Linked DNA regions of Homo sapiens: region 1 is linked to region 2. A link is an interaction called in ENCODE POLR2A ChIA-PET data of the cell type or tissue named here. Cell type or tissue: GM12878. All regions are shown on one strand. Each heading gives the region's core, and the rest is flanking DNA. Links, peaks and the distances in the headings are about the cores only.

What was found. ChIA-PET counts read pairs that join two places held together with the same protein. Peaks named below come from ENCODE experiments on the same cell type or tissue, not always from the same donor. Only the 100,000 strongest peaks of a DNase experiment are listed, where the experiment ranks them.
Region 1: POLR2A ChIA-PET joins it to region 2 with 11 read pairs; 2 of 35 experiments call an interaction of 5 or more read pairs at or near these places.

The regions. Positions count from the first base shown.
Region 1 is chr3:196,345,247-196,356,632 of GRCh38, reverse strand. It overlaps UBXN7 (UBX domain protein 7), which reads left to right. Exons shown (of 11, transcript NM_015562.2): 11 at 1-8,971. Among named protein-coding and RNA genes, the nearest start is that of TM4SF19-DYNLT2B, 13 kb to the right of the region's middle. In GM12878, for the core only: no CTCF peak of the experiment used is centred there; no DNase peak of the experiment used is centred there.
Region 2 is chr3:196,215,957-196,226,032 of GRCh38, reverse strand. SLC51A (solute carrier family 51 member A) reads right to left here and starts at 9,499. Exons shown (of 9, transcript NM_152672.6): 1 at 9,283-9,499; 2 at 8,097-8,191. The coding sequence starts at 9,320. LOC105374304 (a long non-coding RNA gene) reads left to right here and starts at 5,642. Exons shown (of 4, transcript XR_001740544.2): 1 at 5,642-6,675; 2 at 7,274-7,369. RefSeq lists enhancers at 6,388-6,567, 6,648-6,797 and a silencer at 6,441-6,735. In GM12878, for the core only: a CTCF peak has its summit at 6,277 (motif pointing right); a DNase peak (open chromatin) is centred at 6,492; H3K4me3 peaks cover 988 bases; H3K27ac peaks cover 573 bases.

The sequences.
Region 1 (11,386 bases), core at 1,356-9,355, 130 kb before region 2:
ATACATGTCACTAAGTATGCATTTTGGCTCATAGGACCACAGAGCCAAAGTTGGGCAAGCAAGTCACCTTCCTTCTCTTATTTCTTGATCTCTCCTATAATCAGTCTCTTTCTCCCCCTTTGTTTCTTTCTCCTCTTCTGTTTTCTCGCTCCCCACTCCGTACCCTTCTGCCTCCCCCTCCCCCCACACTTTTCTTTCTTACCTAATCTGGTGACCAAACTGAAGTGTAAGGATAAGACCTCTCCTAGTACTAGCAGCAGGAATTGTGTGTTCCAGTAAGTGGTCTCTTGCACGGCACTTTTTTGGGATCAAATGTTAACGTTACTCCCCAGACTCTTCGGGCAAAGGAATGGCTAGATTCAGAGTAAGAACAACCCTCCCTTTTTTGTAAGTCCCCGTGTTTAGCAGGGAGAAGAAATTCTCTAACATGGGTTTGGTTTTGTTGTGTTCTTCATGTGGAAATGTCGCTTAACAAAATATCCAGGCTTTTGTTTACGTGGAAAAAGCATCCCTTGTAATGATTGCTCATCATACTTAAAAACCTTTTTCAAAGGATTTTCATGTTCCCAGCTATAAGGACTATTTCCATGACATGTGTTATTGGCAGAATGAGTGTTAAATATGGAGCATATAGCATGGGGTGACTTTCATTGTCCTAACCTGAGACAGTTTTCCTTATTACTCTGTATTGATCCTGCTAGTCCAAGAATGGACATGAAGTGAACCTATCGTGGTGACTGGGATAGGAAGGTGCTTGCTATTTTTGCCAGCACAGCATATTAGTTCCTTTGGAGCCCTCCATTGTCTGAGTCTGCAGTGATCTGTAGGAAGGCAGCTGGTCAATAATCATGTAGTACAATGGCTTGGAATTGTAACCACTATGGTTATTGATTGTCCTGTGTTGTTTCAGGCATACTTAGGTATGTCCCTGGGGAAAAAGAAAACCATTCAGCTGAGAGTTGCTAACCATGTTCTTTTGGTTAGAAATAATGGTTCATTTTTTGCCCCTGGTTGGAATAGTCTCTAAAAGGCTCTGGTGACTGAATTGAACATGAGTCCGCATGCTGTTTTCTTTCAAAAGGTATCAAAACGGAAAGCCTCTCTAAGGGGAAGACCTTTCAACTCCATTCAGAAGACAACATTTAGTAAGGAGGATGGCGGAGGTTACTAGTAATTTTCAGATGTCTTGGGCTTTTTCTGCCAACAAAACCCAAAATCAAATTAGAGTTGGTGAAAGCTTTCTTCAGTGTTTTTAGAAGAGGCCATCTTGAATCTGTAGAATACCATTTACACATCAACTTCACCCTATGCTCATTTCGTATTTTGAGCTTAAATGGAGTCCTCTGAAGGGGGGGTAGTCGTGATTCTGGTGGCAAAACTAGAACTTTTAACTTGTAAAATGAAAAATATTAAATGGACCTTTTTGTCAGTTGAGGATTTAGATTGATTCTTTTATCTGAGGAGCGTATGTTCCTCAGATGTTGCGTAGAGACCTTTAGGTTTTCATCTACTTTAAGATTGCTCTCTTGGCAATTAGGGGATTTGGGAAAAGAAGAAAAAAAGATGCCATGTGTTGCTAGTACACAGTTATAGGATATGGTTTCTAATGGTTGAATTTTGAGGAACTCTCCCTAAAGAATGAGTTTTATATCTCCTCAAGGAAATCATGGAAAAATCTGTTTATTCTTCAGTGAGTCCTTTTGAATTAATGTTCTTAAATTTTTTTCTAAGTCTGTGTAAGTGCTTATGTATAAGTATATAATTGTATAAATATTTATAAATATATTTATATAATTACGGTTTCATTTCTACCTTGAGTCAAAGTTCTGTCTTTAGATTGGTGACTGAGTAATACTTACACTTTGGTGTTTTTTCTTAGGTTCTTGAGGCTTACTTAACTAGCAGCTTCTGATTTATTGAGTGAAAGATGGTTTTCATGTTAATTCCTCAGTTGCATCTCTGAACTTGGATAACATACTTGCCGTTTGAAAAATAGAGCTGTATACTGTCAAAGGTGCACTGGAGGGTAAAACATTTGTTGGTAGTAGACAAGCTCAGAAATCCAAAAATTCAGGGAGGGCACAGGGTAAGAAGAGAGGTTTGCTCAGCTTTGTGCTCTGATGGCACCCATCTGTACTCCAGCAAAGTCATAGCTGAAGCCCAAATCGCTCAAACGTGTGAAGTCAATCATTTTTCCTATAGGGCTCTGTTTCCTTTTCTTTACCTTCTAGCTTCTCTTGATAAAACAGTTGGGAGAACTGCCAACGTGTTCATCAGTGAGAGGGTGTGGTTCTTTCCGATATGTTCAGCACGTGCATATTCATTTATGAGAAACCAAAGTAACTTCTTCAACTCGGGTTACTGTGGGATGATTAAGTAGATATAAAGTGATTTAAAAGACAGCATGGTACTTTCACTCAGCTTAACATGCAGCTGGGATGTCTACAATACAAGATGTGGTGGGTTTTATTTTATTTTATTTTGAGGCAGGAGTGTAATTATCTTAGGGTTGATATAAAGGCCCATGGGAAGAGTTACGGATTGTACATGGGAAGAATCCATAAGGAGTATTGCCTTGCTCAAGAATTTAATCCGCTGACAGTATGCTTCTTCCAGTTTGCCTTACTTCCTCTGCAAGTTTCTTTGCTCCTTAGGGCAGAGGTTTTATTGAATAGATTAAATGAGGTCAGTAAGATTAGTTAAAAATAGTCATTCCTTGTGGGTGTTGGACACAGCTTGAAAGGAGTGTTTAAAAAAAAAAAGCTAGGGAGGAAAAGAACAAGAAAGATAGACTTCGAGAGTGATAAGAGAAAAATACAGGGAGATGGAATGGAAACTACCAGGAAGGCCGGGCGCGGTGGCTCATGCCTGTAATCCCAACACTTTGGGAGGCGGAGGTGGGCAGATCACCTAAGGTCAGGAGATCGAGGCCAGCCTGAGCAACATGGTGAAACCCCGTCTCTACTAAAAATACAAAAATTACCTGGGTGTGGTGGCGTGCACCTGTAATCCCAGCTACTCAGAGGCTGAGGCAGGGGAATGGCTTGAACCTGGGAGGCAGAGGTTGCAGTGAGCCAAGATCGCACCATTACACTCCAGCCTGGGCGACAAAGCGACACTCCATCTCAAATTTAAAAAAAAAAAAGAAGAAGAAGAAGAAAACTAGTGGGAAAAAAGTGAGAGGAATACTTTTTTGAAATTGGTATCGGAAGGAACTGGAGAAGAGAAAACAACAGTGCCAAATGAGAAAAGAACAGGAAACTTAATACTAATTGGCATGCACCAGATACTTTTGTGTACATTTGCCTCTTCAATCTCCCGAAGAATCGTACAAAATGTATACTTTCTTCCCATGTTAAGAAAACAGGTATAGAGAACTTATTCAGGACTCATAGCTAGTGAGTGGCAAATCAGAATTGGAATCCAGAGTCCATGCTGTGGTCTCCTTCAGCAAGAGAATCAAGCTACCCAGATGATTCTCTTCTCATTGTTTGGCTTTGTAAAGTGTCACTTAGTTTTGTTCCCATAAATATAGAGGAAGTAGTTGGGTTAAAGTTGTGGGATTTGCACTATGCCTATACATTTTTATTTATGCCATTATTTTGAGAGGCTGATTATTGCTTTTTTAAAATGATGCACTGGTGAAGATGTGAAAGTAAAATTGCCACGTGGCATTATTTGCCAAGAATAAATGAAAAGGGTAAAAAAACAATTTTTTCTTTTTTTAAACATTTTTCAGAAAAGATACAATTACCTTTTTTAATAGGTGAGCGCCACCACGCCCGGCTAATTTTTGCATTTTTAGTAGAGACAGGGTTTCACCATGTTGGCCAGGATGGTCTCGATCTCTTGATCTCGTGTTCCGCCCACCTCGGCCTCCTAAAGTGCTGGGATTACAGGCATGAGCCACTGCGCCCGATCTACAATTCTGTTTTCTGTGTCCCATCCATACCAGATTATTGAACCCTCTGTGTGTATGTTTTTAAATCTTGTATATAATTCTACTTCCTTGACTTACAAGTCAACAATTAGCTATTGAGTTCTTTATAGAAGTTGGAAGTATTTTGAAATCTGAGATCTAATTCCTGGCCAGGTGTGGTGGCTCATGCCTGTAATCCCAATATTTTGGGAGGCCGAGGTGGGTGGATCACCTGAGGTTGGGAGTTCGAGATCAGCCTGGCCAACATGGTGAAACCCCATCTCTACTGAAAAATACAAAAATTAGCCAGGCATGGTGGCTGTCTGTAATCCCAGCTAATGGGGAGGCTGAGGCACAAGAATCTCTTGAACCTGGGAGGCGGAGGTTGCAGTGAGCCGAGATCACACCACTGCACTCCATCCTGGGCAATGGAGCGAGACTCTGTCTCAAAAAATAATAAATAAGATATGATTCCTGCCTGTTTTATCCAGTTAGAGAGACACACTACACATGAAATAATTGGAGAGCATGTAAATGTTTACCTATTAGTTCAAACTTAGAAAAAGGGAAGAATATGTTTTAGTTAGCAAAGTCTTAAACAAGACTGAAGTGGCAAGCACTGTAGCTCACGTTTTCTTTTGACTCACCTTTTTCTTTAGCTCCACCTTTTGTAACTTCTAGATTTGGGGCATGAAGTTCTGCCACTAAGGCATAACCAGTACCCAAGTAGGAAAGGATTATTGATCCCTGGAGTAAAGATTCCTAGCTTGCGGGGATCTCACTATTGATCCCCCGGAGTAAAGATTCCTAGCTCGCAGGAATCTTACTTGCACACTTAGGGAAAATACCAGAGGGAGCCACTAGCAACCGAAAAATGAAGGAAAGATTTAATTTCTCTACCCAGGTACAAATCCAATGCATAGTATAGTATATGTTATATGCAGAAAGGGCACTGGAGGTGTGAGAGCCCTTTGGGTAACAGCTCTGCTAGTTGTTACCTTCACACTTCTCTTTCTTCTTAATCTCTGGTTTCTCGTCTGAAAAATGAGATAATTGGACTAGATTAATAGTTCTCAGCCTTTTCTAGAACAACAAATTAGATTATCTCTGAAGTCCTTTTCCAAAATTTCATGCTTCCAGTCTCTCCCCGTGATTGCGTATTATCCCTAGGCTAATTAAAAGTGTGCTGGTTAATCAGTTTCTTTACTTTTTTTTTCTCTCTTTTTTTTATTCTGTGTTCAGGTATCATTTGACCAACAACTTGCTCTTAATCTTACTGCGATGACTGAAATCTCCAAAGAGGAGAGTATAGTAGTTATAGGTCTAGTAATAATAATCTTGTAAACAATTCATTATTTTTTAAAACTTAATGCTGTGTGCCTAATCAGTGTTGAGTATGACTAAAATGTAAATGAGAACCAAATATGACACTAACGCTGGCACTAAATTTTATTTTTACTTGTGTACTTAAAGTACTTTACTGGCCTGTTGGGAAATTGATTTGTATAAGATTCACACCTGGTTTTGGCAGAAACAGCTTTTTAAAGATACAATTAGGCTGACTTAAAAATGTTTTTTATTCCACAGAATGTATCTTTATTATGTCATTCTTACCGTCTCTCTGCCTTTTTTGACCATCATGTAACTACGCAGTAGTAAATCATGGGGTGCAGGCTGATGAATTAGTAGTCTTTGTAAAACTAAAATGTAATGAGCATAGGAAGAGACAGCTCTTCTGGTGAACATGGCAGTTTTCCGGTAATACCAGCCTTGATGAATAGGCTAAAGACAGCTGTGTACTATGGACATTCAACTTCACTGGATTGCCTGGCTTAGCTTTTCAGTTATTGTCTTGCCGTGAAACATGGTGTTGCACTGTACACATTTTAGAATAGTGGCAAGAATGTTCTTTAGAACTGCAGATAACCCAACAGAGAATACCATACCAATATATCGGTTTCTCCTGTTACATAGAGATTTGGTATTTCAGTGATGGTTATGGTTTTTGACTCACCTGTGTGTCAGTCCTGCTAGAGAGACAGTATAGAATCAAGAATTTCTTGATGTCTTTTTAAAAATAGAGATTATAATGGCCTTGCTAGTTGTCCTGTGAAGTGACAGACCCTTAATTAGAAATCTTTTAATCCTGCTTTCCATTTTACTTCTCCACCATTTATTTTTAACATTCATTCTCTGAAAATAGTTATGATTTTTAGTGTAATTGGCTATGTTTAAGAAATTCCATTTCAAAGTCTTAATATGTAACAATCTTCATTTTTTATAAAATTGAAGGACATTTTTGAGGCAAACTTACTTTTATAGCTCATTTTCTCCCTAGTTAAGGAGAATTCTCTGGTTTCATATAGAGAATGGCTAGCTCTGTGATACCCCACCCTCTTTGTGGCCTACCAGTTGCTGTTGTGTTGCTTAAAATTGCAGATATTCTCATAAACATGATGATTTTTGGCACAGGCCTTTCTTTGCTATTGATTTCAAAATAAAGTTGGGCAATCCAATTTGAACTACTTTAATAAACATAATTTAGCATTCCTGTAATGAGAAAGTATTTTCAAAAGATAACCAGATTTATTTCTAGGATTAGAGATGGCAAATACCAATGATAGTATTTTTCCCAAGAGCAATCACAGATTAATCTATAAATATGAGAAGTCGCATTATTGTACTTAATTCTTTGGCAACAAACAGCAAGTTTTTATTGTTTAATTGTATTTCCTCTCTAGAGATCACAATACTCTGGGTATTTTATATCCCTTCTAAAGGTCATTTGGGTTTTCAAATGGGAAGAATAGTCAAGCTAAGCTGGACTAAACCTAAGTAATATTTTTTCTCATCAAAAGAAGTTATTAATCTAACTGGGTTAGCATGAGTCATTCATTTTTTAGACATGATAAATGGGAAACATATCAAATCATTAGATAAATTCTGACCTGGAATTGAATTCCCCCTTTCTTAAAATCTTTTTAATTTGCTTTTTTCATAGACTCAGTATGGAACTCTTAACTGATAAGGGAGAGATTCTTGATCTGGAACCGTTCCCTGCCATTCTCCTTTTTTCTCTCTATCTAGGTAGCTGGTTCCATAGTGCCCGTCACGAGGGTCCATTTCAGTTTGATGACATTAGACTGCTTACACTCAGCTGGATGCCTTGCTGTTTGCAGCAACATGATTTTACAGTATGCTTTTCTCAAAGCTTTGCATTCTTAATGGAGATATCAAATGGTGTAATTCCAAATATAAATATGTTTATGACACTAATCATATGCTTTTAACAATAACTTTTTGATAACTTATTGCCCTGTAAGTTAAACCTTACACGGAGTGACTGTTGCCATCAGAAAATCCCCTTTCACCTGCTAGAGAGAGTGAAAGTAGTGCGTGGCCTCCACTTTTCAGTTAACGAGTAGCAAGCTTCTAGTAGGGGCTGCTTATCTGACCCATGTGGGGTCTTGGGCCTTGTTACTTTCCTGGGTTCGTCCCTTCAGCTGGAAAGGCTGTTGAAAACACTTGCCAGGAAACAGTAAAGCTGTGAGAGAATCTTCTAGTCTTAGATATAGAGAAATGAGTACCAGTTGATGCTAACACGATACTTAGACTTTGAGGGGCTTCCATCCAAGCTTTGGCATGAATCTGTTAGACACGGTTTTCTTCACTCCTCTGATAATCTTTTTTTCCAGAATGGTTTTTTGTTGTTGTTGTTGTTAACAAATTCTAAACATCCAGTGTTACTTTTTGTTTTGTTTGTTTTGTTTTGTTTTGTTTTGTTTTGTTTGCCCTTCAGGAAAGTCCTTTTTCGAGTAGGTATTGATTGTTCCCTGGAAACTCTCAGCAGTGTCTGTGCAGGCTCTGTGCATGCTTTGTATGAGTTCGGCTTGAACAATGCATTTGAAGTCACCTGGGATGTCCAGTTCTGGCATGTCTTCATTGATTGTGTTTTTAAACATGTTTCATGTTTCATGTCATTTTCCAAACCTCACTTTACATCTTACTCAGAGAAGTTAATCAAGGAATGAAATTTCTAGGGGGATAGGGATGATGAGGGTGGGTTGGGGGCTTGAGTGAAGTCAACTTGGGGTATTTGCTTTAAAGTGTTTTCTAAAGCAGTTCCTAACAGTATTTAGAGATTCCCTGGGATGTTTGTGGCTCAACTTATTCTGGACAAAGTGTGTGTGGGGGTGGTCTTACTGAGATTTGCATTCTTAATGCAGGACAGGCTCTAAATTTCATCTGTACTCTAAATTTGTGATTGAATCCAAGAAGATAACAGAGACAGTGCTCCTGTTGTAATGTTTCTGGCAAGTGCTCCCTAAAATGCACATCGAATTCTGTTTTCTGGGCCTTTTCTCCAATGGTGCTAGGAGATACCGTTGATTTCTGCAGCTCTTCTCAGTGGTGGGAAGAAGTCTTTGGGATTGTTGAGCAAGGGGCAGCTGGACCATCCACTAAATTTTTTTGTTCAAGACACATTAGAGACCCTCCTGTATATCTAGTAAGTCATAATAAAGGTGCTTGGGAAAGCCTTAAATTTGAAGACACATGGAGGCGGTAGAAAATTAAACTTGTAAGAGGAGAAAAACATGCCATTAGGTAACGCAGAGTTGTAACTACTGGCTAAGACTCAATGGAACTTCCACTTGCTCTAAAACCAGGGAAATCTTAGATAACTGGGTGTGATCTACCTATAGATCTACCTAGTCTATAGGTAATAATTTCCAGAAGGAGGATCTTGCTGTCAGTTGGGGATCCTCTGGTTTGGTCTGTACCAAATTGTGAATACTCTTGCTGTGTTGTACCCAGTTGCTTTATATTAATACTGCAACTTGAAACGGGGAGGGTGGGGGGACAATGGGGTGGGGGAGGGAAGGGAGTGGGACGATAAGTCTTTTGAAGACATCAGCTCACTGTGCTGAGAGAGGGACCAAACTCAAGGAAACCTCTGATCTATACATTCAACTGCTGCATTTTTTTATAAATACATGTAAATGTCCTGTTGTAATATTTGATCTTGGAAATAAAAACAAAAACTTTTCAGTATTAGTTTTTTTTGTGTTGTTGTTTTTACAAGATAAGACTCTGGATATTACTTTCAGTAATACAATTGAGATTCCAAAAGCTTGCCCCCTCACGTTCTCATTTAGGTCAGTTACTATTGATTGACAAAGGTTACTTTGTAGTCCCGTTGTTATGTGTAACGTTTGCTAGCCTTTTTTCTGCTCTTTGTGGTATGTCAAACATTCATGGTAAACACTCTGTAAATATTAGTCCAGTTGTTACAGAAACATTGGGTAAGCTAGGCTTGTTAGGTAAGTATGATTCTGTGTTTGACATACTTGGGCGAATATTCAGTGTCTGTTCTTTCAGACCAGCAGTAATTACTAATGGTTAATTAAGGACTTAGCTTAATTGAAGGAAAGATAATTACTAAATTAATGGGCAAAAAGGAGATACGATTATATGGTATGACAGAAATTGTTATTGCTGCTGGATGCAGTGGCTCATGCATGTAATCCCAGCCCTTTGGGAGGCTGAGATGGGCGGATCACCTGAGGTCAGGAGTTCGAGACCAGCCTGGCCAACATGGTGAAACCCCGTCTCTACTAAAAATACAAACATTAGCTGGGTGTGGTGGCGGCCGCCTGTAATCCCAGCTACTTGGGAGGCTGAGACAGGAGAATCGCTTGAACCCAGGAGGCAGAGGTTGCAGTGAGCCGAGATCGTGCCACTGCACTGCAGCCTGGGCGACAAGAGTGAAACTCTGTCTCAAAAAAAAAAAAAAGAAAAAAGCCGGGCGTGGTGGCAGTGCCTATAATCCCATCTACTCGGGAGGCTGAGGCAGGAGACTTGCTTGAACCTGGGAAGTGGAGGGTGCAGTGAGCCGAGATAGCATCCAGCCTGGGTGACAGAGTGACTCCATCTCAAAAAAAAAAAAAAAAAAAAAAAAAAAGGGACTGCTGCTTAGCTCACAGTTCTACAGTGATGGGTTTGTGCCCCCCCTTTTCTTGTGGAACCATTTCTCATCCCCATGCTCCAGCCTCATGTGCCAAATAATAGGGATGTATGTGATGGGGAGCAAAACAGATACAGCCTCTGCCCTCAAGGAACTTACTTTCTAGTTGGAAACAGACGATAAACATACATGGAAAAACAGATCTGATTCTAATAGAATGAAAAAAAAAAAATAGAAAAGGAGCCAGTAGAGAATTCTTTATTTTTTTAATTTTGAGACAGAGTCTCGCTCTGTTGCCCAGGCTGGAGTGCAGTGATTTGATCACAGCTCACTGGAAGCTCCGCCTCCCAGGTTCAAGCAATTCTCCTGCCTCAGCCTCCCGAGTAGCTGGGACTACAGGTGCCCGCCACCACGCCCGGCTAATTTTTGTGTTTTTAGTAGAGACGGGGTTTCACCATGTTGGCCAGGCTGGTCTCGAATTCCTGACCTCAAGTGATTCACCTGCCTCGGCCTCCCACAGTGCTGGGATCACAGATGTGAGCCACTGCGCCCTGCCTGGTGTTTCTTCTCACTGCCTGCACCTCCTTGATTGGGTCTTTATGGTGGTGATCCCCAGGACCTGGCCCTCTAACTCTCCCTCTGTGATCTCATTCTGATAGTACCAACCGCCATGTATAATGCCAATGATTTCTCACATCTCCAACTCCAGCCCGTCTCTCCTCCAAGCTTCAGACTCACATGTCCGACTTTTTACACTGCGCCTATAGTTGGAAGTATCACACTTACATCTAAGATGACGCCTCCCCACCCAGACCTGCAGTGACACCACTACCTATGAACCTGCCAGAAACTTAAGTCATTTTCTTTTGCTTATTCCCCCATCTCTAATCCAACAGCAAGTCCTTTAACTTCTGCCTCCAAAATGCATAAAAGGTAACCCTACTTTTCAGTCTATTGCCATTACTCTGGTCCAAGTGACCTGCTTTTTATCGTGACCACTGCAGTAGTCTCTGCTCTTACTCTCTTCCGACCCATTCTCCGCATACTGGCTTCTCCTTCCACTCAGAATGCCCAAGCTCCTTGCTTCATGCCACCCCCTTTGCCCCCTGCCTGCCAGCTGACTGGCCTTCTCTCAAACCCCAACATCAAACACCTTCCTGCTCCACAGCCGAGGCATGTCTTCTGCTTGAGTTCTCCTCGTCTTAGCACGGATCACTTTCTTTTATCCTTTAGGTCTCAGCCTAAAAGTAAACTCCACAACGTTCTATTTAAAGGAGAAATCTCAGCCGGGCGCAGTGGCTCACGCCTGTAATCCCAGCACCTTGGGAGGCCAAGGTGGGCAGATCACTTGAGCTCAGGAGTTCTAGACCAGCCCGGCCAATATGGTGAAACCCCGCCTCTACTAAAAACACAAAAATTAGCCGGGTGTGGTGGCACGGTTGCTTGTAATTCCAGGTACTCGGGAGGCTGAGGCAGGAGAATTGCTTGAACCCGGGAGGTGG
Region 2 (10,076 bases), core at 1,845-9,844:
GGGAGAACTTCAACAAAAGAGAAACGGATCAAATAAAAACCCCAAGGACACCTGACGCACGCTGGCCTCATGCTTGGTCTTACATGAACTATAGTCCAAGGTTTTCAAACTTTCGTGGATATTGCAGTCATTTTGGGAGTTGTTAAAAAGCAGCTAGCTGCCCAGGCCCTACGTTCAGACATGTGCGTCCATAGATCTGAGATGGGCCCAGTCATCTGCATTTTTAACAAGCTCACCTGATAGTGGTCGGAGGATAGCAGACACTTTGACAAATACTGGTAGACCTCATCTGGCCTCACCGTTGCTAACAGAAAAAAATGAATATAGTCACAATATGTGTTTCCGAACAAACGTGATTCATTAATGCAGCCGTTAGTTTTAAAGAAAGGGTTCTAGGTCCTTAGTGAACCTGTGGTCATTTATCTAAGTGTCTTTTCTAGTTATTGGACCCTCCTTTGCACCTGCTACCTGACTAGATAAGAGGAAGAAAGGGAGAAAACTGCCACACTCCAGTCATTGTCCTGTTGCCTTGCGGGGTGAGCACGAGGAAGGGATTAGCTAGTCTGCTCTGTGTTTTGGTGACTAAGGAACATGAGGGCAGCTCAGTGGGAGCAATATGACTGCTGAAACCAAAACAGGGAGAAAGGTGGCCACGGTACAGACTTGAGCTGGAGCTCTTGTCTCGGTCAGTCGCACCTGGTGGCACCACAGGACCAACCAGGACTATGGGTGAATTTGTCAAAAAATACGCTGACCCTCGGCTGGGCACGGTGGCTCACACTGGTAGTCCCAGCACTTTGGGAAGCTGAGGTGGGCGGATCACTTGAGGCCAGGAGTCCAAGACCAGCCTGGCCAACATAGTGAAACCCCACCTCTACTAAAAATACAGAAATTAGCCGGGTGTGGTGGCGCCTGCCTGTGGTCCCAGCTACTCCGGGAGAGGTGAAGGCTGTAGTGAGCCAGGATCACACCGCTGCACTCCAGCCTGGGTGAAAAAAAAAAAAAAAGGAAAATACCTATAATACTGAAAAAAGTTAGCAATGCTTATGTTTGGGTGATGGGACTATGGATGATTTGTGTCTTCTTTTCTACTTACTTTTTTCTATCTTTTCTGAGTAGTCACTTTTTTAAAAATTAAACAACTTAAATTTATTTTCTCATAGTTTTGGAGGCTAGTTCAAGATCAAGGTGTCAGCAGGTTTGATTTCTCCTGAGGCCTCTCTCCTCCACTTGCAGACAACTCTCCTCTCCTCCCCTCCCCTCCCCTCCCCTCTCCCATTCCCTCCCCTCTCCCCTCTCCTCCCCTCTCCTCCCCTCCCATCTCCTCCCCCCCCCGCCCCGCCCCCTTCTCTTCTTTCAACGAAGTTTCACTCTTGTCGCACAGGCTGGAGTGCACTGGTCTGATCTTAGCTTACTGCAGCCTCCACCTCCCAGGTTTAAGTGATTCTCCTGCCTCAGCCTCCCAAGTAGCTGGGATTACAGGCACCTGCCACCACGCCCAGCTAGTAGAGACGGTTTTCGCCATGTTGGCCAGGCTGGTCTTGAACTGACCTCAACTGACCCGCCCACCTCGGCCTCCCAAAGTGCTGGGATTACAGGCGTGAGCCACCGGGTCCAGCCGACAACCGCGTTTCTACTGTGTCCCCACATGGCCTTTTCTCGGTGTGTGAAAATCCCTAGTGTCTTTCTTTTCCAATTATTCTATAATGAATATGTATTTATAACAAAAATAAACCTTTTTTTAGAAAAGAACATATTTTTCCAAATATACAATGATGTGAAAAATTTATTTTGTATCATGCTTACAAAAACAGAACATAAAATTTTAGGAATAGTATGATTTCTACAAATGTTAAATAAAAACATAGAGAAAGGGCTAGGCACAGTGGCTCATGCCTGTAATCCCAGCACTTTGGGAGGCCGAGGCGGGTGGATCACTTGAGGTCAGGAATTTGAGACCAGCCTGGCCAACATGGTGGAACCCCATCTCTACCAAAAATACAAAAATTAGCCAGGCATGGTGGCGAGTACCTGTAATCCCACCTACTGGAGAGGCTGAGGCAGGAGAATTGCTTGAACTGGGAGGTGGAGGTTGCATTGAGCTGAGATCACACCACTGCACTCCAGCCTGGGCCACAGAGCCAGACTCTGTCTGAAAAAAAAAAAAAAAAAAAAGGCATTAAAAAAAAGGAAATTACACTAAGATATTTGCCGTGCCTGTCTCTGGGTGGGACTGTAGATGATTTTTTTCTCTTTTTACTGTTCTGTATTTTCTTTCTTTCTTTTTTTTTTTTTAACTAAACCTGAATGATTTTTATAATAGAAATGTTTAATTAAAAAAACTCAGACAATAGGCAAAGTCCAGATAGGAAAAAGCCAACATTAATGCAGGTGGTTTTCCAAAACCAATGTTCTGTGGTTGGGAAGCGGGGGCCATTGCTAGAGCCTCTCTTACCCCCAGCCCCGTGTGCTCATCAGCCCTTGGAGAGCGTAAAAACTGCCCTTTCACACGCCACCAACCCAGTCCTTCCCAGTCTTCATTTCCCTAACTGCTCCCTGCTCCGTGAAAATCTCCATTCCGGGTAACGTTATGTCCTCCTTCCGCCCACATCAGGGCTATTTGTATTTACACAGCTGTTTACTCGCTTATTCTCGGCTCTCCACCTTGTGGTGCACACTCCACGGAGGCAGGGACCTTGTCAAGCTTGTGCTCTGTTCTCAAACGCCCGGAGGAGTAACGGCTCTGTAACTATTTGTTGAATGAAAGAAATAACCTATGAGAATTCCTATCATCATCTGCATTTCATAGACTTTTTCAGGAAACGAGGCTCAGAGAAGGAAGCACATCTCCCAGGGTCACACAGCCTGGAAGTGAAGGAGCAGAGATTTAAACGCAGGTATTCGTGACTAAGCCCACACTCTTATTAACCATGACACACAGTGACTCCAGGTGTGTGTACTCGTGGATATGGGAGAGATCATCAAAGGCAACCCTGGGAGGGCCGTTCCATTTATGAAGGTGAGGGTGGGGCAGATTCTGACTGTTCAACACAAATGGTTTTGCAGTGTCTTCTAACTGTTGCCTTTGGTACTCTAATTAGGAAAGGAAAAGTTCCTTAGCATCCATAGCCCGATACTGGGTCTGTCCATCAAACTATCTTCTTAGGAGATGGCCTCTTCTTTGCTGGTTAAACTCAATTTCCCCAAAAGGGCATCTAAATAGACACTATGGGACAAAAGTATTCCACAGCTGAAGAATTTTTGGAAATGCATTAAGGTTAAATGTGATGATTCCTGCAGAGCATACTGACATTTTTAATCTGCTAATTTACATTGTAAATTTCCAAAAGGAGGGTCTAGAACGCACCTTTTACAAAACTTAACTTTTTTTTTTTTTTTGAGATGGAGCCTTACTCTGTCGCCAGGCTGGGGTGCAGTGGCGCGATCTCGGCTTACTGCAAGCTCCGCCTCGTGGATCCAAGCAATTCTTCTGCCTCCGCCTCCCAGGTAGCTGGGATTACAGGTACCCACCACCATGCCCAGCTAATTTTTGTATTTTAAGTAGAGATAGGGTTTCACCATGTTGGGCAGGCTGGTCTCAAACTCCTGACCTCAAGTGATCCACCCGCCTCGGCCTCCCAAAGTGCTGGGATTACAGGTGTGAGCCACCGTGCCTGGTCACAAAACTTAACTTCCTACAGAACTCTGTTTCCATGAAGGACTCCTTGGGATTAAGAGTCTGAGACTTTGGGAAATGCTTGTCTAGTTGACCATTTTGAATATAATCATACTTATAGCAACTATTAAATTTCCCACTGTCTCTGGAATAGCAAAGACTACTTTTTAAAATAATGAAAACAGGAACATTAAATAAGAATTTGAAAAAAGAGTAATCACCCATAATCCCAGCTTTCTAACCAAAAATTATTTCCATGCTTGCATATTTGCTTCCAGTAGCTTAGGAGCACAGTGTAGAGCACTGGAGTCAGACACTTGAGTTCAAAGCAAAATGCCAGGCCGGGCGGGGGGGCTCACGCCTGTCATCCCAGCACATTGGGAGGCCGAGGCGGGCGGATCACGAGGTCAGGAGATCGAGACCATCCTGACTAACACGGTGAAACCCCGTCTCTACTAAAAAATATACAAAAAATTAGCCGGGTGTGGTGGCGGGCGCCTGTAGTCCCAGCTACTCGGGAGGCTGAGGCAGGAGAATGGCGTGAACCTGGGAGGCGGAGCTTGTAGTGAGCTGAGATCACACCACTGCACTCCAGCCTGGGGGACAGAGCGAGACTCTGTCTCTTAAAAAAAAAAAACAAAAAACCAAACCAAACAAACAAACAAACAAAAACAAAGTAAAATGCCACTTACTAATAGCTCTATGGCCATAGACAGGTTACTTATCCTCTCCTTAAGCTTCTTAGCAAAGCACCTGGCGTGTAGTATTTGTTCAATAAAAAGTAGCTTTAAGGCCGGGCGCAGTGATTCACGCCTGTAATCCCAGCCCTTCAGGAGGCCGAGGCAGGAGGATCGCTTGAGCTGGAGCGTTTGAGATCAGCCTGGGCAACGAAGTCAGACTCTGTCTCTACAAAAATTGAAAGTTAGCCCAGGCATGGTGGTGTGTGCCTGCAGTCCCAGCTACTCGAGAGGATGAGGTGGGAGGATCACTTGAGCCCAGAGCTCGAGCTGCCGTGAGCCGTGATTTTAAAATTAAAAAAAAAAAATTGATTCAATCATTCTTCTAGAATAATAGCTTTTTTTTCTCTCTCTCTTTTTTTTAAATTGAGACAGGGTTTCGGTCTGTTGCCCAGGCTGAGGCTGGTGGTGCAATCATAGCTCACTGCAACCTCGACCTCCTGGGGTTGCAGCATGGGCCACCGTGACTGGCCTGAAATAGTTTTCTTAGCATTTAATTTTAAGTTCGAGACCAGCCTGGGCAACATGGAGAAACTCCACCTCTACAAAAAAATACAAAAATTAGCTGGGCTTGGTGGCATGTGCCTGTGGTCCCCAGCTACTAGGGAGGCTGAGGTGGGAGGATCACCTGAGCCCAGCAGGTGGAGGGTTGGGGTAAGCCGAGATCGCACCACTGCACTCCAGCCTGAGTGACACAGTGAGACCCTGTCTCAAAAAAAAAAAAAAAAAGAAAAATTAAGGAACAACAAAGTTTACAAATGAAGCGAGGAAGGAGTTTCGCCACAGCCTCCCAGAGGCACTTCTTCCTGCTTCTCCTATTTCTGGCTGTGCCGTCACCATTGCCCAGAACCAGCACTTACACGCCTAGGTCTTTCCTAGATTGCCTGCTCTTTCTTTGAACTGCCTGTTTCCCAACCCTTCCTCTTCTTTCCCTGCCACTGCCCTGCCTCAGACTCTTTTCCCGCATGGCAGGCCGGGGCAACGACCTCTCATTTACATCCCTGCCTATTTTTTGCTGTTGTTGAGACGGAGTCTTGTTCTGTCACCCAGGCTGGAGTGCAATGGTGAGATCTCGGCTCACTGCAACCTCTGCCTCCCGGGTTCAAGCGATTCTCCTGCCTCAGCCTCCTGAGTAGCTGGGATTACAGGCACGCGCCACCACACCTGGCTAATTTTTGTATTTTCAGTAGAGACAGGATTTCACCACATTGGCCAGGCTGATCTTGAACTCTTGACCGCAGATGATCCGCCTGCCTCGGCCTCCCAAAGTGCTGGGATTACAGGCATGAGCCACGGTGTCCGGCCGCATCCCTGCTTCTTAAGCCTCTTCCTCTGCAGTCCATCCTGATTACTAACGAATGGCCGAGAAGCACGACTTTCATCCAGCCACTCCCAGCCTCAGAGCCTTCACGAGCTCCTTCTCGCTGCGGGATAAAGCACAGCTCCTCCGCCAGCCCGGCGCGCAGCGGGCCTCACCTCTCCTGCCCGGCCCTCTCAATTGTCCCCTGCTCTTCCACCAGGATCCTTGAATCCTGCCAGACCTCGCTCCCCTGGGCCTGGGGCGTCCCCGAACTCATCCTCGCAGCTTCCCTGTCCCAGGAGGGCCCGCTGGCCAAATCCTCCCCACTCTGCCTGCGGCGAGGCTTGCTGGACTAGCAGACTCAGAATGGCCTGTTCTGAACAGCCTTGGGGTTTCCGTTTGCACATTCTGAAGCAAAGCAATGTGAGAACCGTTTTCATTGCGTGAGGCAAGGTTTCTCAACCTGAGCACTATTGACACTTTGGCCTGAATAATCTTTTCTGTGGGGGCTCTTCCCGTGCCCTGTAGGAAGTTTAGCAGCTTTCCTGGCCTCTGACCACGAGATGCCAGTAGCACCTTCCAGTGTGGCAACCGGAAGTCTCCCGACACTGCCAAATATTCCCTGGGGGGACAGCTGCTGTGTAAGGGAAGGCTTGTACCACCAGCTGCACTCTCTCAACAGGAGGTTCACTGGAACTAGATGTAGCAGCCACCTACTGCCACTAACCACAGAGTGGCCACCAGGCATCTCCGGACACTGGCAGTTGGCAACCGCTCTGGTTCAGATCATCTGAAATGAAGCCCTACACAGCCCAAGGACACGCCCACGTCTGCAACAGAACGCACACTGAGAGCTTCCTGTTGCCTGGGAAACGTGTTAAATGTGCTACAGAGACACAGACTTGTATCCAACATTTCAGAGGTAGTCAGTATGCAGCAGGAAAACAAAATAAAACGCAGGCGTGAGTCACATTTTCTCTAAGCATGCTCGGGCCGTGATTCTCAATGTTTTTGGTGTCCGGGGAATAAGCTGAGCCCCATCCTATGCCTTTCACTTTCTTTTTCTTTTCCTTTTTTTTCTTTTATTTTTGAGACGGAGTCTCACTCACTCTGTTGCCCAGGCTGCAGTGCAGTGGCGTGATCTCGGCTCACTGCAACCTCCGCCTCCCGAGTTCAAGCAACTCTCCTGCCTCAGCCTCCCGAGTAGCTGGGATTACAGGTGCCCGCCACCACGCCTGGCTAATTTTTGTATTTTCAGTAGAGACGGGGTTTCACCATGTTGGCCAGGCTGGTCTCCAACTTCTGGCTTCAAGTGATCCACCTGCCTCGGCCTCCCAAAGTGCAGGGATTACAGGCGTGAGCCACCGCTCCCAGCCAATGCCTTTCACTTTCAAAAGTAATTCAGTAATAGAATCTTGTTGGCCAACACTGCGAGGACTTTTGCAGGTTCACCTATGTTTTTTTTTTTTTAATTACTGTTTTATTTGGAAAAAGTGCTTCTTGCAAAAGGGAAGCTGCAAAACAGAGACCTCTGCAACAATTACTTGTTTTTTCTTAAAGTGAAAGAATGGGTGGGATCCAAGGAATCAAAGCAGTAGATGGACGACCAGGAGCACCCCAAGTTATCTTCAGGAAACAGAGCGACAAAACGCAAAGGTAAAATTTCCAGTCAAGGAATTCTTCCAACAGCTGAACTTGAGCTGGCCTCGGGGATCCCCACACCCTCCCCTTCAGTGGACAATTATGACTTATTATTGCAAACAAATTACTCCACTACAATAAACACTGTAGAACAGGTTTTTGAATCCCATCTGTCCACCTGAGAGCTCAGGGGTGGAATGAGGCAAATACCCACAAACACACACACAAAAACCCGACAACAGAATGCTCCAGTGAGGACAAAGGTTTTTCAGAAAGGCTGGATCGTAAAACAAATACAACTGGTTCACCTGTGTGAAGCACGTCACTCACCGTAACCACCCTCTAGAGTGACATGGGTCCAGGGCGGATGCCGTGCAGCCCTCCAGGAGACCCGATGGGGCTTGGACCACTTGGGCACCATCTTGGGTCCCCAGATGGCTCTGGGGTCTGAAAAAGCGCCCCAGGTCGCAGTGTCCGCAGTTTGAATGAGCTTTGAGGCCAGTTTTGTGGAGGCCCAACATGACGGTTGCTCTCCGGAGCCAGGCTCTCATGCTACCCTTTTGACCCACTGACTCCTTGAGGCATTGCCCTTCTCCAGAGCCTTAACCACGATGACAGACACCGGGCCAGTTATTCTCCCCGGCTGCCCAGGTGCACCAGCTCAGGGCCGCCTCTCCCCAGCTCCACTCAGCTATCCTGGTTTCCCTCCTCTCAGTTCCCTCTGAGGAGGGTCCCCACTCACCTCTCAGGAGTTGGGCTGCTGTGGGAGGCTGAGAGAAGCAGGCGGAGGGGATGCCGTAATTGGTCTTCAGCACCTCCAGAAGATCTGCTGTGTACCTGGCGAGACACCAGCCTGTGCTCAGAACCATGGGGGCTGGGGGAAGGGGGAGGGTTGCACACTGGACCCTCAACCACTCCTGAGTGCAGGACTTTGTCCATTTCCCCTCAGGGCCTCTTTCTCTCTCTTTCTTTCTTTCCTTCCTTCCTTCCTTTCACTCTCTCTTTCTCTTTCTCTCTCCCTTCCCCTTCCCCTTCTCCTTCCTTCCTTCCTTCTGCTCTCTCTTTCTCTTTCTCTCTTCCTTCCCCTTCTCTTTCCTTCCTTCCTTCCTTCCTTTTTCTTTCTTTTTTTTTCTTTTTGAGACAGGGTCTTGCTCTGTTGTCCAGGCTGGAGTGCAGTGGTCTGTCTTGGCTCATACAGGCAGCCTTGACCTCCTGGGCTCAAGTGATCTACTCAACCCCCATCCCCATGAGTAAGCTGGGACTACAGGTGCACGCCACCAGGCCCGGCTAATTTTTTATATTTTTGGTAGAGACAGGATTTCGCCATGTTGCTCAGACACTGGTCTCGAACTCCAGGACTCAAACTGGAACTGGGCTTAAACTCCTGGACTCCCGCCTCAGCCTCCCAAAGTGCTGGGATTACAGGCGCCCGGCCTCAGGGCCCTTTTCTTAGAGGGAGTGGAGAACTGGCCCAGGTGGGGGAGTAAGACAAGCTGCCACCTAGCCAGGCTGTGCCTGGCTGCCGTGCCTGAAGAGCCCACCGTGGATTCTCTCCATGCGGGTCGGGCAGCAGCCCAGGGACTGACCAGAGAGGAAGAGCAGGATCCCAGAGGAAGGGTGAGTCCTTACAGACGGACGGGCCCCCTGCTGCTGAGGGATGCTGCCATTTCCTCTGCGAATGCCTTCCACAGCCCCCGCTCTGCGACCTTTCTCTCCCCACGCTGGGGGGCAAGGCCGAGGCCCTGGAGTGTCACACCCTGGCCCAAACCCACGTTGTCCCTGAGGACCTAGGAACAGCTAGAGCATTTCCAGTCCTGTCTCATTCTGAGTGCGGCCGCCAAAGGGCTCTGGGAGGGAGAGAGGACAGGCCGCGGGATAGGGGCCACCGCTGCCCAGCGACTGGCCCAGGGCCCGCCGCCCTCACTTACCTGGGGTCAAGCTTTATCTGGGTCCTGCCCGGCTCCATCGCCGCGTTCTCTCCAGCAATCCCGCAGGCACCGGGGTGAGGAAGGGCAGGCGGGGCGGGCAGGTGGGGGCCGGGGGCAGGGTGGCTTGCCTGGGCCGGGGTGGGGGGCAAGCAGAATTGCAGAGTCTTCCCCTCTGCCGCTCTCCCTCCTTGAGCTTCCCGGGCCAACTTTCTATCTCAGAGTTCACCCCGGAGGAATTTGATCCTCTAGGCTGGCGGAGTTCCCTGTGCCTGACTCGTCCCTGCCCCCAGGTGTGGTCCCTCCCACCTCTTGGACAGGTGCCTTTGGCCACCCCTTGCCTCTGGCCCGGCCCATCCTATAGGATTTTGCTGCCAGTCTGCCCTGCCCTTCCAGGAGCCTTCTGGGGTGGGGTGGGCTCACCACGAAGCCCCTGCCCTGGGCCGGGGTGGGGACGAAGTCCTCGCTCCTCACCGCAGTGTTCCCTGGTCAGCGGCCCCTGAAGAACCTGCTGGAACTCAGGCTTGGGCACTCTGCAGCGGGGAGACTCAGGGCTGAGGCCTCGGCCGTGTTTGGTGCTGTCAGCCTGATGTGTGGAAGGGAGGACAGGCTGGAAAAGCCAGATGAGGCCGGTGTGGGTTTCCCAGACCCCAGTTCATCACATCTGGATGATGGGCTTAGCCACCCCCACGCTGGGCCGGAAGATGCTGTATTTAAGAGGCAGAGTTGCAGAGTGAGATTGCTGGGCATTTGACAGGTCTTGAAAACCTGCTGAATTACAGGCTTGCAAACGATTT